5 separate regions of the Homo sapiens genome follow, and regions 1, 2, 4 and 5 are each linked to region 3. Evidence: chromatin loops called from intact Hi-C (ENCODE). Cell type or tissue: heart left ventricle. All regions are shown on one strand. Each heading gives the region's core, and the rest is flanking DNA. Links, peaks and the distances in the headings are about the cores only.

Region 1 (6,081 bases), core at 625-5,624, 560 kb after region 3:
ACATAGGCAGGTTTCATGAATACTGTATCTTTTCCATCTAGCATTTGGTTGAAAAATAACAAACAAACAATATAAGTGGACTGGCATGGTTCAAACCTGTGTTGTTTAAGGGGCAATTGTATAACCAAAGAGAAATATCTGTAAACACAAACAGTCCATGATGTGCTAAAGTAGCAGTCACAGAATTTCAAATACATATGGGGACACTGAAGTAATGAAGGGAAAGTTAACACAAAAGGAAAGATCCAGTTGTCTAATTCCTATCATTTTGGTTTGAGGTCAGATGCTGACTTCCTAGCCAGTATGAGTACAGTTGTAGCACATGGCTGTACCAGCCATTTCTCCATAAGTGCTTGATTCTTCATTTATTGCTACTTTTCTTACTTTGATAGTAGTATGGCTCCAAAAAACATGGCACAAGGGATCGTTCATTGATTGACAATCTCTCACAAACATGCATTTAGCAACAAGAGCCCTTTAGATTTGTGTGTGTGTGTGTGTGTGTGTGTGTGTGTGTGTGTGTGTGCTGGAAAATGACCTACAACTGACCCTCTCAAATTATAAAAGTTTTAAAGATTTCTTAAATGTTCTAAACATTAGCCACATGGGAGGGACTGATCTTGAAGGCCTTCTGGTGACTATTTTAAAGGAAAATAGTTGTCCTTAAATAGAAGAGAAAATGTCTGAGTCCCATGAACCTCATCTCTCTTCTAGTGCCTCATTTTCTCTTTCCTCTTCTTTTTCTCACTCCCTGCCTCCTTTCTTCTTCAATTTTTCCTCCCCTCTTCTCCTATTTGAAAATTGTCAGAGAGTGACAGACCACATAGGACAGTCTACCTGGTCCTGAAAGTGAAGCTTCCCACCATCTCTCAGCCTTCTTCATGACGAAGTCATATAGGGCCCTGGACTTTTGGCCTCTGTCTTCTGAGATTCTTGGAACCCTATGTGATTTCAAATTAAGGGGAGCTTTTTATGAAAATAAACTAGCATGAAGCCCTTGGGTCATTAGTTCTGCCTGGATTGAATATTGCAAAGAGCATAACTCTCCTTCTTTGAAAGGAAAATTCATGAAAAGAAAGTTTTGTAAAGTCTGGGTATTCATTAAAAGACATGTAAAAAGTCAAATAGACCCTCAATTTAAAATAAGCTGTGTAATTTAAGAAAATGTGCCCATAGCATACAGCTCCATGTATGGCTTGTCCTTACTCACTAACAGCTGTATAGGATTTGCCGTTTCTTCCATGTTTCATGTGATGATAGTGGATGCCGGCTCTTAGCTTCCAACACTGATTGCTATTCAGGGACTGGGATTCTGGATCTGCTCCAATCATGTGGAATCTATTTTGGACACATCATGTCACACTTGAACTCTAAAATATGCCTATCGGTGAAAGGTTCTGTTTATCTTTCTCTTTACTCAGACTCACACAGAAAATGGAGTTCAGTCCTCACACCAGCGGACTTTGTTTTATTCTAAAACCCTCTTTGAATCCTCAGCAGCAGTAGCAGAAACAATTTCTGAACTTCTTGATATGGTGGCTGCTTTTCCCTCAGCACTCCGGTCTCAGCCTTCTGCTTACGACTTGCCCTGCTCTTTCATTGTACTCACTTCCTTCTTTGCAAATCTCCCATATGGGCAATTAGGACTGCGATTTACACTGGTTTTCTTCTACTTTGCACGCAGCAAGCAGCTCAGTCCTTTCGTAGGACACACAGCTGTGACTGCCTCTCCAGGGGAGGGAATTTACCACTAAGCATGGCAGCCTGCAAGAGATGCCAGAGAGAACATCAGGGGCGACACTTCATAGTCAGAGAAGCGTGCATGGAGTATTGAGAAAGGAGAAAAAGCCAAGGAGAGGTCAGGCTTTGATTCACTGAGAGTAAGGAAAGAACCAAATGGAACAGGAGCAAACACAGGGTCAAGACAGACCTGTAAGGCCAAAGCCTTTTGGGCAGAGGGCAAAATTCTGCATCTCATCTAGAAAGATGGAAAAACAGGGGATTCTCTTTGTACCTTTGTCAAGTTCCAGACAACAGTGTGGTTTTCTTTCTAACTCTTTATTGCAATCAAAGTGAGCATTGGATCCTGGAATTACAGTTTCTGGTAAATTTATTTTACATTCAGAAGACTATTCAATAAAGCTTTTTGATATTGTCTTTCTTTTTCTTCTGAGTTCATTTTGTTTTTTTCTTTCCCTGATGAGTGAGCCAAGAATGTAGTTCAGACTTTCTGGCTGCTCCAATTTTGATATTTGAGTCTGATAAAGTTGTCTAGTGTAGACAGGATAGATTTTTTTTTTTCTTTTTAGGGAAGGAAGGGAGGAAAAGGAGAGAAGAGGATTTTCTCAAAGCTCTTGAAAAATGAGTAATTTTAGGAGGAAGGCATTGCTTAGCCGTGGAAAGCCTCTGAGTCCTCAAACTTGGATGTCTTTGAAAGAAGACCCCCATATGCAATGTGGCATGATTGACAAGAAATTTGTTTGAAATGACTGAGAGGCCCTCATTAGGCTGGGACTCCTCACCATCTGGGTTTGAGTTTTGATAATGGGGTCAGGCTCTCTTTTGGTCTGTGCGTTGAATAGCTGAGTGTAATTTGTTAGTGATTGTGGCTAAAACACAAACATTTTTTAGTCACATTCATAGGAATTTGAAACTAACCGCAGTCTTGGGGCACAACAGTGAGAAAACACTTTCCAGCTGCACTACTGTGCTTGGCGACCCAGTTGAGAAGCTCTCACAAAGCAGCCAGTCTCACTTCGGGCTGGACGGGCGCCATTGGAAACAGAAGTGCAACTTTATCACTTGACTTCAAGAAGAGGTTTCCCAGCAACAATATGGAGACAAGATACAAGACAGATCCCATGGAGGAAGCTGCCCTTTCCCAGTGGGGAGCTTGCATGTAGGATAGGTAAGGAAGGGCGCTAAGAGGCAAAACAGGGGCCAGCCCAATATCTTCTTATAGACAAATTTCAGTTGATTTCTGCCTGAATAACAAATGTGAACTGGAGAGGCTTCACATTTACCCATGAGAAAGAGATTAAGCCCAAGTAATCACCCCACAAACCAGCACCTACAAAAACCATTGCTTACCACGACAGTAATCACTCTCAGAACATTCCCCTAAAGGCTTACTGTAGCATGTGCAGAGAAGAGCACCAAACTACTTTTTGTTGTTATTTAAGAATCCCAACAGCCTCTTCAAAATCAGAGGTGTATTTTGAACTTCTGGCTTCGATTTTCATCCTTTAGTTGAGGAAGGGGTGGAGGCTTCAGGTAGGCAATTTGAAGGCATAGCATTCAGATCAGCTCACTAGAGAATCTGGGTGCTCCAAGCCCCAGGTGGTCTCAATGGAAGCAAAGCTCCAGGAATAAGTCAATGAAAAATGTTTTATTAATCATACATTTTTTAAAAGGTTATAAGGGCTAGTAGACTATGTGTGAGGACTAAATCATAGTCCTGGATAGGACTCATACCTTTTTAAACCTCATCAAACTCAGCAGATCTTTTATTTATTTTGAAAAATGTGACTACATGGATACCACCTTTCAGAGACCACAACTGCAACTCACCAATATCTGTAGCATATGGATTCATTCCTGCTTTTATATTTGTAAATATATAAGAAGCTGTGTGATTCAAAAAGTGACTTAGAAGGATTGAAGTCATAAATTTTTTTTCTTCAAGTAAAAGGACGTTTGAGAAATACTGGTCAAGAGTAAAATCAAAGAGATGGATGTAGAGACATTGGCTGGGTGTGGTGGCTCACACCTGTAATTCCAGCACTTTGGGCGGATCACATGAGGCTGGGAGTTCCAGACCAGCCTGGCCAACATGGCAAAACCCTGTCTCTCCTAAAAAAAAAAAAATTAGGGGGGCATGTTGACAGGCATCTGTAGTACCAGCTACTCGGGAGGCTGAGGCATGAGAATCGCTGGAAGCCGGGAGGCAGAGGTTTCAGTGAGCTGAGATTGTGCCATTGCACTCCAACCTGGATAATAGAGTGAGAATCTATCTCAAAAAAAAAAAAAAAAAAAAAAAAAAAGCAGGGGCGGGAGAGAGAGAGACTGACTTGATTGAGTTGATCTTCATTGGTATCAGATCTATAATTATTTTAATACTTTTAAAATTAATCTAGCTTATTAAAATGAAACTATTGAGAATATTTTTAAAGATTTAGCTTCGAAGATGTTCATTGTAATACTGTATATAACAGTGAACATTATGAAACATTTTGAAAGCCCCAAATTAATAGACAATTAATTATACTTAGGTATATACATGCAATAGAATACAATATACTACTCAAAAATTAATCAACAGATATACTATGTACACATCAAAAGAACATGGAAAATGCATTTTCTCTATTGATGTGTTGAAAAAACAAGCTACCAAATAGTAAATACCTGGGTTTGGAATTATATGTATTTTCTACTTTCTTCTTTTTGATGATCTTTGATCATCTATTTTCTCTTTTGATGCTCTTTAGATAATCAGTGTTATCTAATATCTCTATAATAATTATGTGTTGCTTCTGTAATATAAAAAAATACATACTGCTTTAAGTTAAAAATTAATGAACACCTTACTTTTATGCATTATTTTATTTTTAACTTATTCCAAAAGAATATGAGAAGGCTAAATAATTTTTTAACTTTTTTAAAAGATGAAAATGAGTTTATCGAGATAAAGGAATAATTAAAGGGAATAATAATATAACAAATGTATGCCATGTAATTTTGTAATTATTGAAAGTCTATATAGAACTTTCTCTGAATTTCCAAAAAAAAAAACTATACAAAAATGTCAAACAGATGTTACATTGTGCCCTGGAGGTATAACAACTAATCTGGAAAAGCACATTGCTCCAGGCATTGAAGCCTGAGGGAGTTCTCTTTTGTGAATCCTTATACAGAATGAAGGAATAAGAGACAGGCTCATAACCTTTCTAGTAAATTCTAGGCTGATGTTCATGGAACCATCCTATAGACAGGACTACCTGTTGAACAGCTCCAAAGGACACTATTCACATCTTTGTCCGTGTGAAGGGGCACAGTGGAATTGTACCCTGTTGCCATACTTGGTGGCCATAAAATAAAATTTTAGGCCATAAAATTAAATTTAGGAAACATAGTAATTCTAGAGGGGCCCAACTATTCAAACTCCACTGTGCTGGGTTAGAGCAGGGCTAAAATGATGAATCCTGTGTCTTTCAGGAAATGCTTCCTGAATATTATTTCTCATGACTTAACTTTGGGTACATGTTGAGGAGTTGGAGGGCTAGAAAGAACTGTTTATACTTCACCAGTCAACCCAACAGGAGCTGGGCCTAAAGAGCGATTCCTAGGCTCAGTATGCCCTGCTGAATGTTGAAGAGTAAAAGACTCAATACAGGCACACCTCAAAGATATTGTAGGTTTGGTTCCAGATCACCACAATAAAGCCAATATTGCAATAACATGAGTCACACAATTTTTTTGTTTTCCGCAGGCACATAAAAGTTATGCTTACACTATACTATAGTCAATTAAATGTGCAATAGTGTTATACCCAAAAACAAAGTGCATGCCTTATTTTTTTTTTTAATTTTTTTGAGACCATATCAGCTCATTGCAACCTCCACCTCCCAGGTTCAAGTAATTCTTGTGCCTCAGCCTCCCAAGTAGCTGGGATTCCAGGCATGCACCACCATGCTCAGCTAATTTTCGTGTTTTTAGTAGAGACGAGGTTTTACCATGTTGGCCAGGCTGGCCTAGAACTCCTAATCTCAAGTGATCCACCTGCCTTAGCCTCCCAAAGTGCTGGGACTACACATGCCTTATTTTTAAAATATTTTATCAGTAAAAATGTGAACGATCATCTGAGCCTTCAGTGAGTGACAATCTTTGCTGGTGGAGGGTCTTGCCTTGATGTTGATGGCTGCTGACTGATCAGGGTGGTGGTTATTTAAAGTTGGGGTGGCTGTGGCAATTTTGAAAATAAGACAACAATGAAGTTTGCCTCATTGAGTGACTCTTCTTTTCACAAAAGATTTCTCTGTAGCGTGTGATGCTGTTTAATAGTGTTTTACTTATGGTAGA
Region 2 (6,081 bases), core at 336-5,335, 76 kb after region 3:
CTCTTCAGTAAAGTAGTGGTCAAGATGAGATATAGAGAAGCATTCACCATTTACACTTCAAGTTAGGCTTGCAGTATCGTGGCTCTTTTAACAAGACTTCCAAAAATACTTGTAGATAACATTGCTCACTGATGTGATCTCAAATCTATTATATGACATCAGAGGTGAAAAAAAGACTGTTTCCCTGTGGCTAATTGTGGTGAGTGTCACATTATGTTGTACTGTAGTGAACAATTTCGGGGGCACCAAAAGCCTACAGCTCTGCCTCTTGGGAGGAGACTTTTCCTTTGCAGCTCAGCTTCAGGAAACGTGAACATTTGTGTTTTCAAGACCACATACCATTGGGAAGGAAGTAGGGGTGGAGATGCGTGCTGAGATTAAGTGGGTATGAGAATCTCTGTACTGTGTATGATCTGGAAACTGCTGAATTTTATGTAGCCCTCTTTCTGGCATGCCTTTAGAATTTTAAAGTCACACTGACAATAATACTGATCCTTGCTAAGGATATTTTTCACAAAATAATTTATTTACTTTTTAGGCGAGGACAGACGGACCTCTGTGTAGCGTGCCTGACCAGCTTGTCTCTGAGCTGTGTGTCAATGTGTCTGGGGAAACAGAGACAGAAATCTGCCGGCAGGTACTCCACAGTCAGATTTATTTGGGATGTATAACTGTAACCTATCATGGTAAAGAAATTTAATATGTAATTATGGGAACTAGTTGTTAATAGACAACTTGAAAGTTATTTTGAGAAGGGAGGCATTAACTCCCCACAGCCCCGAGTCTTCCACTCCACCTCAGACACTGGCCCATGTTACCTTAAAGGATACAAGGCCTATTGTAGTTTGACATGTAGAGTTACACAGATAATACACAGAGAAGCTGAGTTTCTTTTTGGGATTGATGAGGGGGAAAGAGACGGAAAATGTACTTATTAAAAAGAGTGCCTTGATTTGCTGTGGAGTTTAAAACTGGGAACATGTTTTCCCAGACGAGCAAAAGCTTTGTAGCATTGCTGGCTCGTTAATGAGTGATCTTCTTTCTCCCTGGCGTGCCCTGGCTGGGCATGTTTTCTTGACTTAGGACTGACACTCTCAATATAATCTTAATTCATTTTTAGTCTAGGCTGACTAAATCTTCTGATTTGGCAAAGCAGACTGTCGGGATTGCCATTGTTATGTTTACTCTGGATTTATATCTTAAGTTGAGGCTAAGTAACACATTTACATAAATCAACTCAGCATTAGACTCTAACACAAAATTGTTTACCGAGAGAAAAGACTAATTGTATTGCTTCCTGAGATTTGCTTTCATAATATATTAAACCTCAAAGGATTTAAAAATGTAGCATGTTCTGTTTTAAAATTAACTCTTCTGGGGGTTTTGCTTTTATAAAAAGATAGAATTTTTTTTTTTTTTTTTTTTTTTTTTTGCGAGAATTGATTATAGCTGTTGCTACTGTGGATGACTTTCCTGGAGGTAGAAGATAAAGTGGAGCAGGCCGATGTTATTTAGCAAGAGTCATATGCTTTCATAGAAGGATTTATGTTTTATGAAACTGGCAGCACAAATGCTAGAAAAGAATTTAAAAAGTTCTTTTAATACTAAAGATATTGCAGGAAGATGAAGAGGCTTTAAATTTATAGCTGCAAACATTTTCAGTAGGAGTGTTTTTAAATGATAGCATTTTATGATTCATGCAAATATCATGTTATAATTTATTTCCTTTAAAATAATGGCAAGGAAAAATGTCATGGCTCTATTGCATGGGTCATCATCCTATTAAGTCATGTTCTATTTAAAATAATTTTACCTTTATTAAAATTTACTTGCATTTTAAAATTACGACAAAAAGCCAGATTGAAAAATTGGGAGTAAGATATTTTAACATGTATGCTATAGTTGCAAGTTCCAGAAATATGTGGGGGAAAAAAGAGGTTAGTAGCTATTTTAAGTTTGTTCAAAACGTATAATGGAAACTTGCGCCTTTTAATAGTATGAAATATTAGCAAAATGTTACTGATCACGAGATATACTGTTACATGTCTGACTATTAAATGTAATTTTTTAATGGCCACTGGATGGAATTTGCCTTTTAAAAATACTAGTCTTATGCACTCATGGTTAGGAAATGCAATAACTTCATGACAAGTTTTTATTTTTACTTCTAAGGTATTTCTTTGCTAAAGTTATTAGCACCCTTAAAATATTCTTTTGTACCTAGGGACAAAAATTCTCTACCCAGAGTTCTTATGAGTGTTTTTAAGATGGACCAGATGACACAGGGTCACGTTCATTGTGGGCAGTATGTTTTGTTTTGCTCTGTGAAATGGCTTTGTATAGAGTTTTAGTTTTTCTAAATAAATTATTATTCAACCTTACAGTGTTTTCCATGAGGTTCCCTAATCCCTGACTTTATCTCATTTTGCTCCATGTAACAGCAGTGTGGTTATCTGGCCAACCACCTCATCCCTCTTCGTCAGTTTCACTTGGAAAGATAGGATCCATATTTCCAGTCTCTGAAAGGTGGAAGCATGTGTTTCGTCCAGCTGAGTCTCTTGGTCTGATTTTTTTCCCGGTCCTAATACATGTTTATTCCTACATGTGACAAATCTGCAGTCGTGTTTTCTTTCTGAGTTATAATGACTCAGATGTCATAATTAATTTGATGAGCAGGTGGGGGTTATTAGCCTTGTGCTTCACTTGCTAATAGCTGCACAGTTTTTCTAAAGTACTCTTTCAACTAAGGAGGCATTTCTTCACATAGAATAAACAGTACAGCACAAAAGCCTCAGTTAGATAACTATCCGTGGGCTTGAAAAGCTGCCAAGCAGATGTTGTTATTGGAGCTGGCCCAGGCGAGATTGGGCCAGGCAGATGCTCATGGGGAGGGGTGTGGGGAGGGAGGAGGAGAAGGGGGAGGAGAAGTAAGAGAGTAGAGGTTAGGGGGAGAGGGGGAGGTTCTATGGGACGCTGGTGCTTTCTTTGCAGGGGGTTGGGCCAGATTTTGTTGGGGTGGGAGGTCTCTTCTAATGAGCCACCTCCATGGTTATGGCCTCTGGTTGGTCTCTTAAAACATGCATACGTGAGAATGGGGATGGGGGTGGAGGAGACCCTCTCTAAATATCCACATGGGAGCGAATCTGAGTGTTCATCCAGCAGCCTGAGACTTCTGGTTTGCATTAGGGCGGCTGTGTGCAATTTTTGAAGGGCCTACGGAGACTCAGCTTCATACCTATCCACATATGTAATGGACATGACTGCCCTGACATTTACCAGAACTCATAGGTTCTGCTTTATTGCTATAAATTAGGTTGTGCAAATTTAAGACAAAATGCTGTTTTGTTTCCTGTCACCTCAATATGTAATTTTTCACTGAGCATTCCCTACTTATTAAAATGTTGCAAAGAGACACCTTACTTTTTAAAATTAAAATCAGTCTTGGAACATGTCAGATTTGTAGGAGGTAAATGTGTGGAAGGTTTAATCTAAGCTGATGTTGTTTCTGTCCTCTGCCTTTTTTTTTTTTTTTTTTTTTTTTTTTTGTGATCTAAGGCTTTTTAGAACTCATCTCTCACTCCCCTTCACTAGATTAAATTCTGTAATCTCATTTTTCTTTGAGCTGATCTCAAGCCAATGGTCTGGGGATTTTATAGCCAAGGGATAATTTTTGATAATGGGCTATTAAAACACTTGCAGCTCCTACCCTGTCTTTCAAATTAGCATGTGCACAGATTGCCTTTCTGGGGAAAAAGTCTTTCCCTTGGCAATAAGCAACTGACTATGTGCCACAAGCAGTATAAAAGCTTCCAGGAATGTTTATACTAAAAACACAGGTAAATAAGAAATGATAAATAATAATAGTAACTGTACAGTGTGAACAGGAACTCTGCCTAGGATTATTATTATTATTTTTTACCCTTTGGAGACAAAGTTTTGTTTTCCCTTATTCAGACAGATTTAGTGTGTTCTGACAACAGGGTCATCTAACAGTTTCCTTAATGATGGAAGTACAGTGGCTTGAGACAGCTGTGTAAGGTCATGTAACTTTCATTGTTGTTTATAGTGTGCTTGTTAATAGGTTAAAATGAATAACTTGCTGGATGGAGGTCAGGTAGCACCTGTATAAATAATGAATTTGCCCTTCCAAAATATATAATGTAAAATTAATCAATATATATAGCTTGCCATTTTGTTTTTATTCAGTTCAACTTCCTTGCCGCTCTGTAGTTTTCAGAGGAGTAAAGTAAAAATTATGAGTTCTGAGAAAGCAAATTTGCTTGCCATAACTCCATTTGAGGGTGACTGCGATTTTGTTAGCATAAGATTGAAGCTAATCTCCTAAAGAGTATATCTGATTCTGTGTCTTAATCATTTTTCACAAGAAAAAAAAATCGGGACATATAGGTATATGTAGAGTAACATAAAGCCACCAATTGTAGAACTGATGTGATGTGAATTGTACTGAGGGTTGGCATGAATGCTTTTCTTTTTCACGTGTAACATTAGGTTCAGACATATATGTGTGCAGTGCATTGCTGTAATGTGTGCAGATGGTAAGAACACATATGTCTCAATACCATGCTTTATCGCTCAATAGCCTGACAGATGTATATGGGTGAATTCATTCATTGCCCTCTCTGTTGATTAGTAGCACTTTGAAAATGATGTCGTAATTTGGCAAACTAAATCCTGGTCGGGGAGCAGTACTGAAAGTATTGAAGAAATGACACGATTATAGTTTGATCCTTGTACTTAGAACCTTCATCAAATATAAGGTTTTAGGTCTTCTGTAATGTTAAAAAAAGGAAAGGAAAAAGAGCTAGTTTTACATATGATGCAGAATTTGAAAAATTTGTCTTTTTATTGGCAAATGCTGATTTAAAAGTCCCTGAATCATTTCAGAATCTGTAGAGAATGAGATGTGGTATTATATGTGATATCACATTAAAAAGTAAAAGTTCAGTCTGTGGACAAAGTCTATTAAAATGTTTTTAATATAGTAGAGGACCTCGTAACATGAGCCACTGTTAGTAAAAAAAAAAAGTTTAAAATGTATATTTACTCATATGTACTAGAACATAAATAAGTTTCCTGAAACAAGGACTACATGAAACAATTGCTAATAAGGCACAGTTAGTGGTAAGTGGAGATTGATACTATCTGTAATTTAATAAATGGTTGTACTGTACCTAGGTCTTCAACTGTTTACAATTGAAACCCAAAGCCGTCACCATCAATATCTCTTTAGTACTTCTAATTTTGGGTATGTCTAATTCAGTGAACATTTGTTTTGTGCTTACTACATGTCTAGGAGCATGCTAAAGGTTAGAGAAATATGAAGACCAATGAAGTAATCCCTGTTCTCAAGGAGTTTCTAATCTAATCTAGCAGTGGAAACAGAAACATAAAACTAAGCACCTAATTCATATGAAACAGATAGTAGACAATGCCACACAGATACATAAAAAGAGCTATTGGAGTACAGAGGAGGCAATTCAGAATTCACAAGAATCCAAAGAAGGTTCTCATGACTCAAGAAATGAGCTTGAAAGATGAGCACCGTTTTGTTAGACGAGGATGTGAGGCATGGGGGTCCTGGAGGCAGGAAACAGCACAAGAAAAGGTAAGTCATTGGGGATGGGGAAAGCATGTTGGTAGTTGGGGGTCATGAACCATCAGGGGAGGGTGACTAGACTTTAGCCTGTGTAGGCGAAGTGGAGGAGAGTTGTAAGAGACTAGGCTGAAAGAGTAGGGTTGCTGAGGGCTTCAAATGCCACATTAGAGAGTTTCCAGAGGGTAGATCATCAAGCTTTCAAGCTGTTATATTTAGGTGGTCCTTTAGAAGACAATTCTGACAGCAAAGTGGAGGATGGAATGAAGGAAGAAAATGGAGTGAAGGGAGGAGGTCGTTTTAAGCCAGGCTTTTAAATTTTCATGTAAAATATTATCTTTGTCTTCTCCATATTTTTTGGGTACAGTATATAATTTTTTTTTTTTTTTTGAGATGGAATCTTGCTATGTCGGCCAGGCGTGATCTTGGCTCACTGCAACCTCCACCTCCCAGGTTCAAGTGAGTCT
Region 3 (6,081 bases), core at 467-5,466:
TTTAAAAAGAAAGAGGAATTTTTTTTGTATCTCTGAATCATCTGGCAGCGCCTGATATTATACATCTCCCCCTAAAGCCCCTGTTGTCCCTCCCTAAAGAGGAGGTCGTGTTTTCAATTCTTGAGAGATCTGGAATAACGGTATCAGAGCATGCCAACAGCTAGAAGACCCCCAACTTCCCCCCCCACCCCACCCAGGTCTTTCGCCCTATAGGAATTGGGGGCAGCGGGGGTGGCGATTTGCAGCGAGGCAAGGGCAGGTAGCAACAACTCCGACTGATCTCCAGAGGCAAAACCAAACTAAACGTAGTTCCAACCATCATGTTTTAACAAAATCTGCATTCTGTGAAAGTCTGTTTTTTTCTTAGAGAAACGCCCTTCGTTTTTAATTTTGCGTCACTTTCGCAGGCTGCCCTGAATGCCTAACCACTTGTTAAAATGCCTCTGTGCTTTGCTTTTCCGTGTGGTTCTTTTCTGTGCCCGTTTGTATCTCTAATAAGCGGCATTGTTTATTATCCTTGGGTCGGGGCCCCTGGGACTGAACCGAAATAATACAGAGGCACCGAGGCTGAGCGCTGGAAAATACTCCGGGTTTCCCAGGCCCAGGAGGGTCCCCGGGGCCGCCAAACGACCCTCCTGGGGAAAGCCCACCCGTGCGTGCGTGCCTGGTGAAGGGCAAGTTTGCACGAGTTTTTCCAGGCAGGGAGAGATCATGGGCAATCCAAAGCCCAGATGAGTGGGTATAGAAAGGGGCACACGGGGAAGGGAAATGCCACTGTGGACCGGTAATGGGGGTGTGACTTAAGAGCCAATATTGACAGGATGACTTTTTTTAAGGGAGGCGGGGGACTGCCGCGCGGGAAGCGTTCTGAGCCGTCTTTTAGCTCGAAGTCTCAACTCTCATCCCTATGCAAGAAATTGTCACTAATAAATTCTTTTTTCCGCATAGCCCATCAGTCCTCGCTGTTAAAGCGAGTATCCTAAACAAGATGAGGCTAACTTCCCTCCTTCTCCGTAGTTACCTAATATTTGCCCACATTTCGTTTTCAGCTGGGTGCTTTGTGGCCGTAGGGAATGTAAGTGCATGCCCCAGGAAATAAAGTGCCGCTGTTCCCCAGCCACAGATCAAGTCTTTTCTTCCCTTTGGACCCCAAACGAGCCCTGCTTTGGGGCTCTCCAAAATTTCGCTGCTCCCAAAACGGAGTGGGGTTCGCTATCAAAAAGCAGAAACCCGCATGGGAAACATAACGCGGAATGCCTTTGGCGTCTCGGGGAAAATTTCCCGGTTGAACCCAGTCTACGCTTCCACACCCCCTAAATTTAATGTCGGGCGGGCTCCGTTGCAGAGTTTGCCCTAAAGAAGGTTGTTAAATACGTGCCATTCTCGGGACCGTGTGCTCCTCAAATGAGACTTCCAGCCCCAGGGCCCAGCCTGAACTGTCCTTCCCACAGGTTCGCATGCGAGACCAAACCCCCACCCCGCTAGCTTCCAAAAATTCTCCCAACAGGCTACAAAGACTGCTCAAATTGTCCTCGCTAGCTTCGCTCCCCCATTCAGTTAGATTGTTTAAAAATACAGAGATCTGTTTGCTCGCAAGAGCAGAGAGTGATTTCCCTCAAGCAACTCGTGCGAGAGCTTTAGGCAGCCCCTGGGTTGCAGCGAGTCCAAGCGTCGGTGGAGTTTTCCGAATTTCAAGAAGTAGTAAAGTGAATTTCGGTACAGGGAAAAGTGCCGGGTGTTGGAGCGCAAGGTGGGGGCGGGAGCCCAGGAAGCCGCCAGGAGGTTTTTTTGTTTTTAATGTTAGACACGCATGAAGGCGCAAGCTTCGTGGTTTCCGAACTTAGAGAATCGTGCCGAGTTTGGGCCCATCTCCGCAGCCAGGGGCCCAGCACAGAGCACAGGGGGCTGTTTCCAGTTTTCAAAGAGCGAGCAGAGGCGCGGGAGCAGCTCGCTAGGCACTGCCACATGCAGCTGACTGTCCGCTGCTCCCGGCTCTTCCGCCCTCTCTCTTCGCGTGGCACCCCCAGAGCCATCCCACTGCTGCCAGTATTGCGCAGAAGAAGAAGGGTTCCAGGCGGCAGAATCCCCCAACAGGTAGTTTCACCCGGGCGCTGGCCTGGCTTAAATATCAAAGGCTGGGCCGCCTGTGCCGTGCTAAACTGGAGCCGAAGCACTGACACCTAAAGAGTCTAGGAACGAAAGCTGCGTTCTGGGAGTCACTTTAAATAACCTTGTTTTCTCTCCACCCTCCAACTTCTCCCGAAATAGCGTGAGCCCTGCCGTTTGGAACGGCGCTCAGCGAGCCTAAATAAGCTGCTTCAGGCTGTAAACTCACAGCCAATTTGGGGTCTTTTTTTTTTTTCACCCCCGGTAGTTACTACAGAACCCAACTCGGCTTTAGAGCCATAGGTATTTATTTGGGAATTGGAAAATTCCCCTCAAAGCAAAAAAGGAAAAGGGTGCGCTGCAGTTGTATGATATAATTGAATTATGCCTTCCCCTGGCGCACAGTAAGGAAAAGCGGAATGCCAGTAGGTGTGTAGAATGGGCCGCGGCGGCCTCACGCCCCAGAGGGCGCACCACATTTCCTTCCCAGGGTGCAGGGAGAACTTGGGTTGGGCGACTTCGTTCCGCCCCCAGCATAAATGCCCAGGTTAGGGCATCACAAAAACCTAGTCCTGGGTGCTCTGTCGGATCGCTAGCACCAACGTCCCCGCCAAGGACCGCGAGCGCACGTGGTGCGCGGAGACCAGACACCGCGTGCGACGCGAAACTACGCGCGTCGCTCCAAAGCTCCCTGGCGCGCGCGCGCGCTCGGCCCTTGCTGGGCGGCGGGATACTGGGACCCTCGGCGAGAGAATCTAATCCCGCCTTGGCAGATAAGACTTGCCCTCTACCGCCCTGAGCCGTCGCCGGGTAGTGATTTCTGCACGGAAAAAAAACCGCGGAACTCCTGGCCCTGCCTTGTCTGTTTCCTAAGGAAATGTCTTTTACACTCCGCACAGTCACCCGACCCCCCAGTGCCTCTGGGACCTTGGGCGGACCTGACCGAAGAGACTTGGATCTTCAACCGCCTAGGGAGCTGGCCACTCCTTCCCTTCTCCCTTCTCCCCTCTCCCAATCGCACCCAGCTCACTCCCTCCACACCCGCCCCAGCACTGTTAGCTTGCCCTGAGCCTCCGCCACTAACTGCGCTACCTAAACTTTCCAAAGAAAAGTTTTCTCGCGCTTTGCCAGCTCAAGTTTGCCCCAGCTGGCGCTGGCAGGAGGAGAAAAGGAGTCCCTCTTCCCCCTCCACCTATCCTCCTCTCCCTCCCGTCCTCTCCCTCCCCTAGGAGTCCAAACCTTGAGGGTGGGAGCGCGCGGTGGTGGAGCCCCCGAAGGCACTGACTGTGCAGGGGACGGAGTTCGTTTCTCATCCCCCACTCTCAGTGCCTCGACCGTTCCCGCCCCCTCCTCCCCCACCTCGCTTTCGGCGGGGAACTGCGGGCTTGTAGTTTAGTTTTGTTCAAATTTATTTCTCTTTTTTAAGATTTTTTTTTTTTTTTTAAGATCCCACCCTTCCCAAGCCTCGCGCGTCTGCCTGCCTTCCAGCTCCCGGCGTGGAGCTCAGGAGACGCACCCTTCGCGCCGGGCGGGTTGTCTCCCGAGTGGGGGCCAGGGGCTCCCTGGCCGCGATTTCGCTGGCCTAGTTTCGTCTCCCTAGGAGACCTAGGTCCTGTTGTGAGGCTAATTCGTGCGGGAGCTCGGCCTCACAGTAAGTGCCTCTTACCCCACCCTCACCCGAAGCTGTCGATGCAGCGGGTTTAGGGGGATGTTTGCGAGACAGCAATAGGTAGCAGTTGATAGGAGACCCTGTTCTGACGTCTTCTTGAGTTCTTTACACATACAGGTAATTAGAGATAGAAAAGATCCCCCCCTCAAGGTTCTATAACTCCTTGCGCACCGCCAGGTGACCATCACAGAAACCGCCCCAAGCTAGTTAATTTGTGGCCTATTATGTTTTTATTTTGTCTAGGATTAACGAGATTTGAGATTTTGTAGCCAAATTTACTACCCCGGGGCTTCAACTTTCAAACCAGCAAGCCAACGGGAACGTTGTGGCGAAACTGGATCTCCTTCTGCGTTGCTGGGGCGCGTGCGGGGAATAGAAACGAAATCCGTCGCCGACGGTGTGGCGTGGACTGCTGGGCCTGGGGACGCTGGGCGGGCTTTTCTGAATCCCATCGGGTTGGGCTTGAAATCGGACTTGACCCTGCCAGGGTTGTGCTCTGCGCTTAGCCTAGATTTTTCCACTTGGCCAGACGGCTCCTATCACACGTGGCAGATGACGCCCGTCCGGAGCGACGTTCCCAGGGGCAAGCGGTTTCAGGATCACCTTTACCTTTAGCTCAGGTTACGGGGGGGGGGTGTCGGTTACCTCGTGTGACTGCGGATATGAAATCTCCACCCAGAGCAAAGATGGCTACAAATCCTCTCCCCTCCGCATGAACATCAGGAGACTTGACTCCGGCGCCCACCGCAAGTCTCTTTCCAGTGCTGGGGTGAACACGTGCCCCACGCGCCCCCCGCGCCCGCGGCGCGCCCCCCTTCCCGTGGCTTAGCACAGGTCCCGCTTCTACTGTGCGCGCCGGGGATCAGGGTCGTGCCTCCTCAGCCCACAGGCGAGGCCTCCCACCCGCTAGGCTGGTCCCTGTACCACTTGGCCCATGTTGCCACCATGGCGGTGTCAGAGAAAGCCCTGCGGAGGGTCAACCAGAAAGGCAGGAAGTTTCTAGGCTCCTCGAAATGGCACCCGAGGAGAAGCAAAACCGTGCAGCGACATTCGTGGAACCCCTAAGTCATCTTTGAAAGGCCGTTTGAAGAGGGAGGGGTGTGAGGGGAGAAAAATACAGGTGAGGGGGAGGATAAAGTTATGGGTGTAAGCCGCCTCGCTTCTTAACTCTTTACCTAACCACCTTCAAGTCTGAGCGGTTGACACACTGGGCTTTTAAGTACCAAACTCCACGGAGATGGGGCAGAGGAGAAGCACCCCCAAACCCGCAGAGCTAGCCGCTGCCCGCTCTCTCCAAATGTGGCAGCCGCACTTCGGAGCGCAGAAGCACGGCTCTGATTTGCGTTTGCTTCGAAGATAAAGGATCCCGTTCACAAAGGAACCCCTGCTTCCCTTTCCCTACTCCACTCCTCTGCACCTTTCGCATAGCCTCAGACCCTTTGATTGCATTTATTTATTTTTAAGCTCCGGTACCCTAGATTTCACTGGGAGATTTTAAGGCAAGAATGGAGAAAGATGGGATTAAGAAAAAGAGCTGGCTGTGTTCTAGGGCAAGGTTAGAGAGGAATTGAAAATCGAGGGTAGATGAATTTGGGGATGTTTTAAAATTTCATTTCCCACAGAAGCTACCTCCTTTGCACTAGAACCTATTTAAATTATTGGGACAGGAGGAAGCTAGGAGTCTCCGTGGGAACAAAAAGTTAAAGGCTTTGGAGATGCCCCTTTCTCTTACCTCTACTCAAATGAATAAAAAGCAGCTCTCCTTTCAATTTAGTGACTGTACCCTTCAACACGCTCACTTCCGCCGCGAAAGTGTGTTAATGGCCAGTTCCCCCAGGGAGGCCGAGCTCAGGAGAGTGGCCCAAGACGGACTCCCAGAACCCCTGGAGCTGGGCTTTTTATTCTCTAGGATGGATGCTGGGAAGGGCCGAAGGTGGAAGCTGCAGTGCCTAGGCTGTAGGGGTGTGGGAAGAATGCCCCAACCACCCCTCTTCCTTCAAAGCCCCTCTTCTGCTGGTTATTTAAACCCTCAAGATTGTATTTCTAATCTTGATGGCTATGTTGTTCTTTTTTGAAAGTAGCAATGTATGTTGGTAGTTCTTTTAGTATGTATGCCCTTCATTTGCTTTTGTTTGTAGTTACGGATTTTTTTTCTCCTTTTTGTCTTTCCTTTCTTTACCCTGCAGTCTTGGCAACCCTGTAGGAGGAGGTTCAGTGGGGAGGATGAAATCGACCCGTTTATTCTTGTTAATCACACACAAAACAGTATAAACACTGACTCTCAATTATTAATAGGATCCTTCTAT
Region 4 (6,081 bases), core at 302-5,301, 320 kb after region 3:
ATTCAGCAAAAATCTTTCACTTTTGAGGATGTAGCTTGCAAGACCCTTTGATTCCTAACAACAAATCTAACTCCACCTTCTCCCAGCTACTTCTCAGTGTCCAGTTCATTGGAGCTACAGAACGTTGACACTTCTATGTACCTTAGAAAAAATAGGTTAATGTTGACTCAAACATTCAGGGAAGTGTTCTCTGCCAGGGATATGATATGGTTTGGCTGTGCCCCCACCCAAATCTCATCTTGAATTGTAACTCCCATAAATCCCACGTGTTGTGGGAGGGAGCCTGTGGGAGGTAATTGAATCATGGGGACAGGTCTTTCTCATGCTATTCTCATGATAGTGAATATGTCTCATGAGATCTGATGGTTTTATAAAAAGGAGTTTCCCCGCACAACCTCTCTTGTCTTCTCTGTCACCATGTGAGATGTGCCTTTCACCTTCCATCATGATTGTAAGGCCTCCCCAGCCATGTGGAACTGTAAGTCTAATAAATCTCTTTCTTTTGTAAATTGCCCAGTCTCGGGTATGTCTTTATCAGCAGCATGAAAACAGACTAATACAAACAGTATACCTGATTGAATTGGAAAGTGAAGCTCCATGCTTACAGCTGGCTGGGACCACTCAGCTTTTGCTCAATCTGTGTTCCCACCACATGCTGGGTGCTGAACCAGGCACCAAAGTTACAATGGTGGGCAAGGAATCTTCTGTGTCCTAAGTGGTCACCAACTAGTGGGAGTGAAAGCAGGTAAATGGACAGTTTCTCTACCTGTACTATAGGTAAACTCAAAATTGGGAAGAGTACCAGTGGTCATGGGCAACTTCTCTACCTGTACTCCAGGTAAGTCTAGGATATTGGGGACATACTAGCGTTGGTGACAGCTGGACATCTTGGGTGTGTTGGTGAGCAGGATTTCCCAAGAAGAAACACCTGACTTGGGTCCAAAAATAGATGAGGAGAATTTAGATTTGAAATGTACTAGGCAGGGAGAAAGAGAATTTTCTAGCTGGAAGGAGCAGCCCGTTCTGAGGCCTGGATATGTGAGTGAGAGAATGGTGCATGTGGGGGTTCAGGTGGCTCCATGAGACAGGATTGGGGAGTGTGGAGGCAGGGATTGGCAGGAAGATAGAGAGGGACATGGAGGCCAGGAAGCTTTGACTGTTATGGGAAGGTATATGGACATTTTTTTCTGTAGGCAGGAAGGAACCCTTGCGGTCTGTTAAACAGGGAGAAAACATGACCATATATACTACTTGAGTAACCTCACTCTTAGTTTTAGTAGAATCATCCACTGACAGGAGAGCAAGACTGGATGCAGGAATCCCAGCCAGGAGGGTGGCTACCAACATGGCTACACCTGGAATTGCTGGGGAGCTGCACAAAGTACGGATGCCTCTGTTTTACCCACAGAGACTCTGATGTAATTGGTCTGGGATGTAGCCTGGGCTTTGGAATTTTTAAAAGCTTCCCAGGGGATTCTCATATACAGCCAAGCCTGAGAACCACTGATGTAAGAGAGGCAGAAATGAAGATACTGAAGGACTGTTAGGCTGGCTGGGCTTGGGCAGGACCGTACTCCAGTGCTTCCTTTAGAAAGAAATTTCTCTTCTTTTAGAAGCAGTTGGCAGGTCCAGTCTGGAACTTGATGATCAACTGCAAGTGGGGTCACAAGTGACTGTGAGGTGACCTGTGAGCCTATGAGTTTCATCAGTACAAAGCGCGAGACTTTCATTGATGGGAATTAACAGAATCTCAAGAATGAATTGGTCAGTGACAACTGGGGTTGGTGGAGTGGGGAAGGAAACACATAATATACTTAGAATATATGTTATTTCTGAATTAGCATATGTACATATAACCACTTATACATTTTGTCTAAATTTGGCTTTAATTTTCTTCTTCAAATTGATTGAGATTGGACAGAAACACTTTAAATAAACGACATTGCAAATTTTATATTTAGCCTGCCCAAACTATGGGTAATTTGTGAACAACCAAAACAACAACAACCAAAAAGCAGCGTTTATTTTAAACTTCAAAAAGGATTTATTCAGTTTCTTTCTTTTGTTTTTCCATGCATTGTTTCTCACAGAAAGCACAATACCACACCGCACACTCCACATTTCCCCCGTTTCTATTTAGCCCTTCTAAGAATTGCTCAGCCCGAGAACACTGAGAACATTTGGGCACGTCCAAATACCATGGACTTAACCCCTCCGTGCACAGAAAGGCTCACTGGCTTCTTAGCAGTAGCTTTGCTGGGAGCTGCGGTATTCCAACAGCCCCTAGTGTCGGCTGGGATGATGTGACTTGGGGGTTAAATGCAGTTTGCAGTTTCAAAAAAGAAAAGCATGATTTGTTGAAAGAGGCTCCTGAAGAAGAACATGTGAGTAAGAGTTTGCAACATCTGAGAAGGTGGGAGTGCATGCTCAGGGACTCTCAAACACTCGGATTTGGGCCTGAAATCAGGAGGAAGACTCTACTGGGGTTTCTATGACTCTTGTCAACGTATAAGCCTTCCTGTTGAAATCCCTGACAGTACTTTTGACAGCATGTTATTATCTTACAATAAAATCTGTCCCCAACCCCCTAGTCCTGCTGCCTCCTCTAGTTTCTAAGAAGGTGTGGAACAGTTAACTGTAGGGGGATGGATAGTTAAAAAGCAGATTCTAGAAGTTCCTGGTGACTTGACTCTTTCATGGGCTAGGTTGAGATAAAACTCTCTAATTTTGTTTTCATTTTCACTGGAGTTGAAGTAACAACAGCAAGAGAACGCCTCCAGGTTTACAGTTGTATGGCTTATTGTGTATATATCCTATAAAACCGAAAACCATATGGAGAATTCTGCTTTCTTGGCTTTTTGTGTGTGTGTACCAGGAAGTAGTAAAATGTTTTGAGATGCTGTTAAGTCCTTAAGTTACAAAATCAAGATTCCACCTTAAAAATTTTCCATACTATAGTTTGTTGCATAGCCTGGGGTGCTGACTGCTTGCCAAATATCTATCAGAGAGTGATTTATGATATATGATACGGTCCCCAGCCCAAGTGGAGACTGCGTAGTTGAAACATGAGAAAGGGGAGGCCTTGCTCTCTGGAAACCATGATGACTGGTTTCTGTTTGGCTTTTCCGAGAGAACATACAGTACAAAACGTGCCACATTTTACAGCAGTAAAACTTCTGTAAGAAACAAAACACGGTTCAGCTAGAAAGACTTAATTTCTCTTTGCCATTTGTTAACTGATGATTGTTTTCACTCCGAGTGGCTGTTGTTCTTTTTCCTCCATTTCCCCTCCCTGGCCCCGCCGCCGCCACCCCCCCCCCCCCGCTGCTGCTCATCTACCGAGCTCTGAAATAGAATCAAACAGCTCTGTTCTGGTAATTAAAATATTTAAAAATGAAATCTCCACTCCATGTTTTCAATATTTCGCGTGCGTTCCATTTTACTATGACTAAGAATGTATTGTGATTTCTGGTGTTTTCTGTTCTGCAAATGTTTCCTTTGCAGCTGCGAAGAAGTCTATCTCCCATATGGCTTTTAGGACACTTTGCAGTATGCTCAGATCAAGCAATATGGACCTGAAAAGGAAAAGAAAAAAAAAAGAAAGCAACCAGTCTCCTTCATATGAAAATCTCTGTGGCATTCTGGGTAACTGCAATACAAAGAATAGTGTGATGGTTTGGCTTTCAAAGATACTGTTAGTGGCATTTCTACAGGTTGTTTTGATTGTCTGTGAATGCTGAGAGGTTTTTTTTGGTGTAAATGTTTATTGCTTTTTTCTAAATATAAAATAAGTCTATGTTCACTGAAGAAAATTTGGTAAGTGCAGGAGAGTACATGGAAGACAATGTACAATAACCCCGTTTGGTTTTCCAAATTGTTTTATATCCTTATTTTGTTCAGTGTCACCACATTTTTTTTTTTTTTAATGAGATAGAGTCTTGCTCTGTCGCCCAGGCTGGAGTACAGTTGTGCAATCTGGGATCACTGCAGCCTCCACCTCCCGGGTTCAAGCAATTCTTCTGCCTCAGCCTCCCGTGTAGCTGGGATTACAGGCACCTGCCACCGCGCCCAGCTAATTTTTGTACTTTTAGTAGAGATGGGATTTCACTATGTTGGCCAGGCTGGTCTTGAACTCCTGACCTCGTGATCCACCCTCCTCGGCCTCCCAAAGTGTTGGGATTACAGGCGTGAGCCACCACGCCCGGCTGAAAACATGGTTTGTAATGGCTCCATAATTTATAATAATAGTACCATGTGCCTGTTTTCTTATAAGATATTTAGGGTATTTCTATTTTTAATGGAAATATTGTTATAAATAATGTGATAACTGTGAATATGTATATTTGACTATATTCCTTATTACTTCATTTGGATAGATATTCCAAAACTGGCATTACTAGGTCAGAAATTATGAATCTGTTTTAATAACCTTGCTACATACTTTTGTATTGGTTTATAAAGTCTCTGCTATATGTTACTACCACCACTATATGTGGAGTGTATGTGAATTTCATCCTCAAATTCTTCAATATTCTAGTAGTTGGTAGTTTTTTTTACATCTTTGCCATTTCAACACATATAAAATAATAAAATTAATATCAATATGTTCCTAATTATTAAAACAATGTATTTTTCCCCTTGTATGTAGTCCATTAATGCTGAAGTTTAGTGGCTTGGTTTAATAACCTTTCCCCAAACCCATATTCTGTATAACAGAAATTTCTTTGGAAAAATTTCAGAATATACATCTCTTTGTAGTAACCTGGGAAATAATTTTTCTCTTAGGACATTTGCATACTGCATGGAAATCTGGCCAGAACTTGAACAGATGGTTCCAAAACTTGGGGTACCTTAAACTTAAACATCAGTGTAACTTGGGGTCCTCTGCAAGGTCATCCGCAAGGACTGTGAAAGTCCTGCTTCTTGGTATCATTTCCTGACAGGTGTGTGTTAATGTTTCAGGAATATACTGGAGTGTACTGCTTTTTTATTCCTGATTCTGCTCACAAACTTGTCATTTATTTGACCACTGACTGTTGAGATTAGGATGCTCTCAATAAGGCATATTTGGATCATGTTTATCTCAAAACTGCTTCTACTAGAGGCTTTTGTGGCTTGCTTTCACATATCAGGGTTACTGCTAATGTGTCCCTAATACTTTGTTGAGAAGGTGAAAGTGGTAGTTGAAGTCACTTTAAAGTCAGTCCTAGGAATGCCTCTCAAATTCTCCCTGGTTTTCTATTTTCTAAGTTACCATTTATTGAGCACCTCTTGCATGCCATGCACATTTCACACTTGATCTCGCTTAAGCATTATTACAATCCAATAGAGTTTGGATAACGATGCATTTTCACAGACAAAAGTAACCTCAGAGAGATTAAGTCATTTGCCTGGAGACATAGAGATTATAAATAATGGTTGATAAATACACAGAGGCTCAAGATTCCTGTTTGGTAATTACAGAGGCTGTAGAAATAGACATGTCAAGGGCTCTCAACTACTGAGTCTCCAAAAGTCAACTGGGAATCTTTTAATTATTTACATCCAGGAAAAATCTTTTACCTATTCCCTGAATAAAATATAACATGTTTTAAGGTCATTTTCCAAACTTTCTTGCTTTAGGTTAATCATTAGTGAGAGACCCCAACATTTCTCAGATTGTGTGCAAACCCTGAAATGATAGCAGAAATTTACACAGTGACCCCAGACAGTTAGATTTATCCTGTAGCTTGGGTTGAGCACCTTAAATTTATATCCATATATGTCTTGCAAATTCTTTTGCTTTGTGGCTTAGTAGCAAGGCATTTACCCTCTGGACAGTGCAGTCAGGTGTGCCCATAAAAACAGGAGTTGATCATTTATGAAAGCTGACTGTGGAATAAGCTAAAGGTGCTTTGAGGACATGCTTTTAGTGTCCACTCTTAGAAACCTGTATTTCAACTTCCCTGGAGCTCAGGATTTTAAAGATCAAGCTTCCTAGCCTCTTCAGCCTCTGCAAGTTCAGATAACCTGTTGCTATTTTTGAATATAAATAGGCCTTATTAGGGATTAAAAGAACTGCCCAGAGGTTTTTCCCCTTTT
Region 5 (6,081 bases), core at 733-5,732, 250 kb after region 3:
AGTTGCTTGCACCTTGAGAGAGTCAATTTTTCTGCCTAAGTGAAAGGTCAGGAACTGCAGTTAACCCAGAGTAAAATATTGGTTGGGTGAAGGGCTCACTTCTAGTATAGTCAGAATGGGCTCAAGATCTTAGGAGGATGATAGGTGATGAACTGCTTAAGGTAGGTACTGTTGTGTTTGTGCTTTGTCTCATGTGGACAAATTACCTTGTTGCATATGTGAGTTATGTGGACATAAACATATACAGCAGTTACTCCCTGACTGGCTGGCTTTCTTAAAGTGATAGTCAGAATATAGCCTGTACTGTCAGATATGAAAGATCAATATAATTGAATGAAAAAGAAAGCTGAAGGACAATCCAAGAATAATACAAACATAAGCTATTTTAAAACATTAGAGGGAGTGCTTTATGCAAAAGAGAAACTGAATTTATTGTTTCATTCTCTCTTCTCTCCCTTCACCCCTTTCAAGAAAACGCAAAGCCACAAGTGAGTGGTTGTATGTGTCTGATGGCTTATGTAAACATAGAAGAAGTCTTCAGATGGCTAAAATAAACATGCGCGTGTTACCAAAGGATATGTTTACACAAACCATTTGCTCAGCCTCTGAAATAATGAATAAATGAAGATTTTACTAAAATAATTGGGAGGATTTTTGTGTTTCTGCGGATGCCATAATTGAATGGCACCAAAGAGACTTTTATCAGCTATTTTCCGTGTTACATGTGTTAGCAGTTCCTTTCTGTGGGTTGAATACTTCATTCTGTAGTTACTTTACACATGTTTTTCTAAGAAATTGTCGTTTATTACTGCAATTCTAGAGAGTTGCTTGATTTCTCAAGAGAAATTTAGCAGCCAGTAAAGGTTATTTGGATCTGGTTGGTCAGGAGAGGGAGGGCAAAAAAAAAAAAAAAAAAGAAAAAAGAAAGAAAGAAAAAAAAAGTGTGGGGGGGTAATAGCTCTCATTTTATCCATGTAACTTAATTTGCATAACACTCACCTCAGCCATTTTCCTTGCTTTGTTCATAACATTTTCTTTGTAAAATGTATGCTCTCAAAAGAATGAATATTTAAACAAAAAATAACTTTCAATAATGGGTTGCAAACCATATGTTTGTATTACATATATGTGTTTGTGTGTGTATGCATCTATATGTGTGTGTGTATGTAGTGTGTGTGTATATCTCCACATATATGTGGCATACGTATGATAAGGGCAGTATGTCCTTAGGTAATATAAAGAGTTAACTTTTATTTCAACATTACACTTAGAACATCCCCGCGAATTCACTAGGTTAGCATTTCCTGCTCTCAGTTTGTTATCTTGACACATAACTACAGTACAACAGCTGGGTTGTTCCTGGAGTTCCTGGGGGGAGCTTTATTCTCCGAGTGCTGAATTTCCTTTTCAGCTGTCAGCTCTAAAGTGTGTTCAAATCCTCAACTTTTTATACACCATTCTGGGCCCCTAGCACCACTCTGGGACTATGATAGAAATGCTGATATGGTAGATGAATGGAAGAATCTTTGGTTCAAGGTGGAGAATTGCAAAAACCAAAATTTCACATGATCATTGTTTGGTAAAGGGGCTGCTAACTACTTTTGTCTTTGTATATGAATATTCTTTTTAAAGGAATTACTCTATTCTCATCAAAATTATTTGCACCTGTTATGAAATCAAAAATAAAAACATTACCATTCTTAAAAATGATCTTGATATGGTTTTCACGGACGCACAACATCTGTGGTCTGGCTTTTGAATAATATGTTGGGATTTGTCGTAGTTTTGCCTAACTTTCTCCATTTATAAAGAAAGATTTGTACAACACGACATTTCCTTTTTATCTAGGCAAACTCTTCAGAACACTTCCTAAGAAATTAATTGTATTCCAGCCAGACTTGCATGCTGCCATCCCACAGGAAATGGGTCAGCAATCCATTAAGATGCCATTAGATAATCTAATTTGGAACTTAATCTCTAAATTAACCATGCTCCATACTTGAAGCGTACTTGAGAGAAAGAAAAAAAGTTTACGTTTGAATCGATAGGGGAGCCGAAGCGTGAAGAAGGCTGTTTGTTTTTTCTGTAGCTGTGGTCACGTCTCAAGCCGTCTGGTAACCAGGAGAAACCAGACATGATGTAATTCCAGATTGAACTTGAACTTCAGGGACTTAGGTTGGGGGAACAATGGACCATAGGAATCAATAATGTCCATTTTCCACATGATTATGTTTGGAGCTTTAAGTTAACCTTTATGGGAGAAGCAGCAGGATCTGCAGTGTGACCAAAATGAGATGATCCTGAGACAAGATGTTAGAGGAAAGAAAACAACTTTTTTCCGTGATATTTTCTGAGCAGGACTGCAGATTCCAGCAGGATTAGAAAAGTTCCCGCTCTGCAGTAAACCGGTGGCCTGTTCAGAGCACTCTTTGTTCGCTTAGGTAGGACAAACTTAATCTTACGTTTCCTGTCGATGATTTTTGGCAGCGCTACTGGAGAGGGAGGAGCGTGATTCTGAAAATTCCCAAATGTAAACCTTGCTGATTAACCCTTTGTAGTGAAAGGAAGTATATTAAACCCCTACTTTATTTGAATATGTTTTATGTAAAGTGCCATATTTACAGATGTAGTTCGTCCGTAAGAAATCAGTTCCCTCGACAGCCAGTGCACCATTTATTAGCTTACCTTTTTGGTTCTCATTTTTGCTAGTGCTGTTAGTAGGGATATGATGATTTTTTTAGTCATATTTACTTAAATAACAAAGACTATGAATGAATAAATATCATAATAAACATAATAAATGATAAAAGAAATGGCAAAATCTTAAGGTCAAGTAATTGAAGAACACGAATTTTGAATATTCTGAAATTGCAGAAAGTTACAATTATTCTCTCTTGCTCACTTTGTTTCACACACAGGAAGATCTTTTGCCCATGTAAGATCTTTTGCCCTTGTGAACAGAGTAGCAAGCATGATATTAAAATGTGTTCAGTTCTTTAATCATTTGTAATTTTATGCTTCAGCATTCTGATACAAGTAAGTTTCACCTTTAAGAGGTAAAATTGTGCAAATAATGCTGATTTTTGCTTTTAACTGAAAATCATTTATAAAAGAATCTCTTTTTGCTTTGTATAAAACTTATATTTCTATTTGATTTAGTATGCCTTGGGTGATTTTCTCTAGTGAAAGGCACTATTTTGAAGCACCATTTTTGTAGAGAATTTTATCTGCTGTTAAAGCATCACATATGCAAATAAGAGGAGCAGTACCACTTTTAACAATAGCATTGAAAAGAAGCCCAGGGTAGAGAGGAATACAGACAGAAAGAGGCTGGAAATCAACATGTGGGCTTCTCCACTGTGCTGTGGTCTGTGGGAGGAGATAAAATAATTGCTCTGAGCCTGATAATTGTATAATTTTTAATTGGCTAAAACCTCCCACAGCTACCTGAGTTCTTATATATGTATGCATGTGTGTACTGTAATTTATTTATAATTAGTCATCTTCATAATAATTTTTCATCTTTCATTTTCAGTTCTAAAATTTGAAAAAGATCAAACAATTTTTTTATAAGTCCTTAATTTGGCCAATTGAGGAAGAGCTTTTTTCTTATTTATGTTTAAACCGAACATTTTAAGGAAGTTTTTATTTAAGTGTAGGTTGCTATATCGAAGGCTTCAAGTATTATGTAAGAGTTTTTTACTAAACGAGTGCAGTAATTATAAGGAACACATTTAATATTTAGTGGCAGTGCTCCCATATGGAGTGGCTTTTTCTTGCCCTGTGCTCTTTATTAGATAAAATATTTCAATGGTAGATGCTATTATTTTACTTAGAAAGTGCTAGCACTCACGCATGGTAAAGTTAACATTCAATCCACTGTGCCCTAAGAACAAAAAACTTCTGAATCAATTGAATATAAATTAATGAGGTTTGATGGGCTACCATTTTGATATGCTATTTTCAAAACCGTTGGTCCCCAAGGAGTAGCAATAAAGAAGGCTATTTACCTACTTAGTTAAGAAACAAATATGTTTCTCTTTCATTACTGTGAAGTCCTATTGCTTGCAGTTAGAATAATTCCATGAGCCACCTGCAGTTTATGATATTTGGTGTTTCCCAGAGAGCCCACAAGAGTACTTTGCAGTTCAGGTAAGAGCTAGCCAGGGAGCTTTCTGATACAGATTATTACAAATAGTAATAATCATTAGGAATCATCTTGCATGCAAAGAGGATCATTCCGACGGCAATAATGATCCCTAAAAACGGTGAAAATAAATCGAAGAAACCCAAGACCTGTATAAAACACTTTGTGTATTTCACTTCCAGGCTAGCCTCATCTGAAGTGGAACTCAACAAACAAATTATTGACATACAGCCACATCTGCACATATGTAAGACAAAAGCAAATACTGCATTCAGCTGAAAAGCAACTGGAATTGGAGGAATAAAGCACAGTTATTTGTGCTGAATTTTGGGCTCAAGAATTATACTTCCACAGGAATTTCATTGTGATATGAACCTCAATTCACAAAGTCTCTTGCATAATTCAGTGATAATATAACTTCTAGTCCAGTGAGAAAAGTAAACTATGCTTCACAGGAAGGGGAGATGAGAAAAGTTTAGTGGGTAGAAATACAGATCCTAGAATGACATTGCTCGAATTCAAATCCTGCCTTCTACAATTTAATAGCAATACGAGTTGGGCAAGACACTTAACTTCCTCGCTTCAGTTTCCTCATCTGTAAAATCAGGATAATAATGGTCTTTCTCATAGATTTGTTATGAGGATTAAAAGTTTTAAGGTAGGTCAAGCATGTAGAACAGTACCTGGCAAATAATACACATTATATAAGTGCTAGCAACTGGTATATTTATCAAGTACTATTTTCTTTGTTCTAATACATAAATAGATTCAACTTAAGTGTTTGTTCCTTCTACTGGTCTGAGCGAGCATTTTTTTCACAAGACGTAATCTGCAGCCTTTGTGTTATATTGAAGTAAGCAACCAGTCCGAATGCACCCATGTACAACCCAGGGCAGCACAGTTTTCCCAACAGGTTTTCAGCAATTAATAAGGAGAACTGTTTATTGTGCATTTTACAAGAAATGCTAATACTTGTGTGTTAATATTTTGCCAATAAAATTAGAGTGTTTAGCCAAGGAAGTAAAAACCTTTCCATCTTGGGGAGATCAGGAAATGTTGCAAAGGAACTAAAGGCAAATGCTTCTTTTAAATTAAAATACTTATTTTATTTATTCCCCATGCTTTCTGGGCCATTGCTCATTTTTATTGCCATCTGTAAATAATGTGGCTACTGTTACAGTTGAGGTATGTATTAATATGTACAACTCTTTGTGCTTTTTTCCTGTAATATTTTTTAAGCTTCTTGAAAGAGTATTTACTATCTTTTAAGTAAATATGGTATTTTCTCATGATTAAACCAGTATATAAATTCTAAATGGACAATACTATTGTTCCCCTGAAAAATATTCGTATACTGGATACTTAGACATTTCATAAACTGTTTAACTAGTGTGTTATCTCATCCATTATCAAATACACACAGGCTAGTAATAAATGATTTTTGCCATTCTTAAAATAGCTCTTATTGTTTCATCACCTCCAAATAAATAATAGGTGATGTAAAGTCTTTGACTTTGTTTGGTTTCTGGCTCAATGTAATGGCTTCATACATGTTTAATGTGGCACCCTGTGGTTCCTAGGTGTTAGTGAGCTAAAAGGTAAGGGCCCAATTCTTTTTGGCCTAGAAGACACACTCCCATAATGCATAATTTTAAAAAAACATAACCAGAAAATGTTGGTATGGCTGCCGAGAGCAATTTCTGCCTTTCTTTCACTGAAAGGTATAGCTCTTTACTCTTTGTAGGTAGATGCGAAGATGAACTATTTTGCCCAGTTTATCCAGGATAAGACATATAGAAATAGTGCATCTTTTTAAAAGGAAGAAGTGGGTATCTTCTTCCGCCTTAATCCTCACGCTGTAGAACTCACCCTAGTAGAACTTCAACTAGATTTGTTTCAGAGGAGATGAATACATAGAATTTCAGATCATTTGA

What was found. Hi-C counts contacts between places; a loop is a spot of excess contacts. Peaks named below come from ENCODE experiments on the same cell type or tissue, not always from the same donor. Only the 100,000 strongest peaks of a DNase experiment are listed, where the experiment ranks them.
Region 1: a loop joins it to region 3, with 1.8 times the contacts of the local background. A loop is called at or near these places in 3 of 110 quality-filtered maps.
Region 2: a loop joins it to region 3, with 3 times the contacts of the local background. A loop is called at or near these places in 5 of 110 quality-filtered maps.
Region 4: a loop joins it to region 3, with 3 times the contacts of the local background. A loop is called at or near these places in 11 of 110 quality-filtered maps.
Region 5: a loop joins it to region 3, with 2.4 times the contacts of the local background. A loop is called at or near these places in 12 of 110 quality-filtered maps.

The regions. Positions count from the first base shown.
Region 1 is chr9:13,782,995-13,789,075 of GRCh38, reverse strand. No RefSeq gene overlaps it. Among named protein-coding and RNA genes, the nearest start is that of LINC00583, 140 kb to the left of the region's middle. In heart left ventricle, for the core only: no CTCF peak of the experiment used is centred there; a DNase peak (open chromatin) is centred at 2,765; H3K4me3 peaks cover 869 bases; H3K27ac peaks cover 2,673 bases.
Region 2 is chr9:14,268,044-14,274,124 of GRCh38, reverse strand. The region is part of intron 2 of NFIB (nuclear factor I B); the gene reads left to right. Among named protein-coding and RNA genes, the nearest start is that of NFIB, 43 kb to the left of the region's middle. RefSeq lists an enhancer at 1-307. In heart left ventricle, for the core only: no CTCF peak of the experiment used is centred there; a DNase peak (open chromatin) is centred at 2,864; H3K4me3 peaks cover 862 bases; H3K27ac peaks cover 2,209 bases.
Region 3 is chr9:14,344,620-14,350,700 of GRCh38, reverse strand. The region is part of intron 1 of NFIB-AS1 (NFIB antisense RNA 1); the gene reads right to left. It also overlaps a transcript of NFIB not described here. Among named protein-coding and RNA genes, the nearest start is that of NFIB-AS1, 31 kb to the right of the region's middle. RefSeq lists an enhancer at 1,400-1,899. In heart left ventricle, for the core only: a CTCF peak has its summit at 2,573; DNase peaks (open chromatin) are centred at 2,680, 3,010, 3,560, 4,228 and 3 weaker places; H3K4me3 peaks cover 4,335 bases; H3K27ac peaks cover 5,000 bases.
Region 4 is chr9:14,027,447-14,033,527 of GRCh38, reverse strand. No RefSeq gene overlaps it. Among named protein-coding and RNA genes, the nearest start is that of LINC00583, 100 kb to the right of the region's middle. In heart left ventricle, for the core only: a CTCF peak has its summit at 2,286; no DNase peak of the experiment used is centred there; H3K4me3 peaks cover 2,064 bases; H3K27ac peaks cover 4,217 bases.
Region 5 is chr9:14,092,711-14,098,791 of GRCh38, reverse strand. All of the region lies in intron 10 of NFIB (nuclear factor I B), which reads left to right. Among named protein-coding and RNA genes, the nearest start is that of LINC00583, 170 kb to the right of the region's middle. In heart left ventricle, for the core only: no CTCF peak of the experiment used is centred there; no DNase peak of the experiment used is centred there; H3K4me3 peaks cover 1,660 bases; H3K27ac peaks cover 2,943 bases.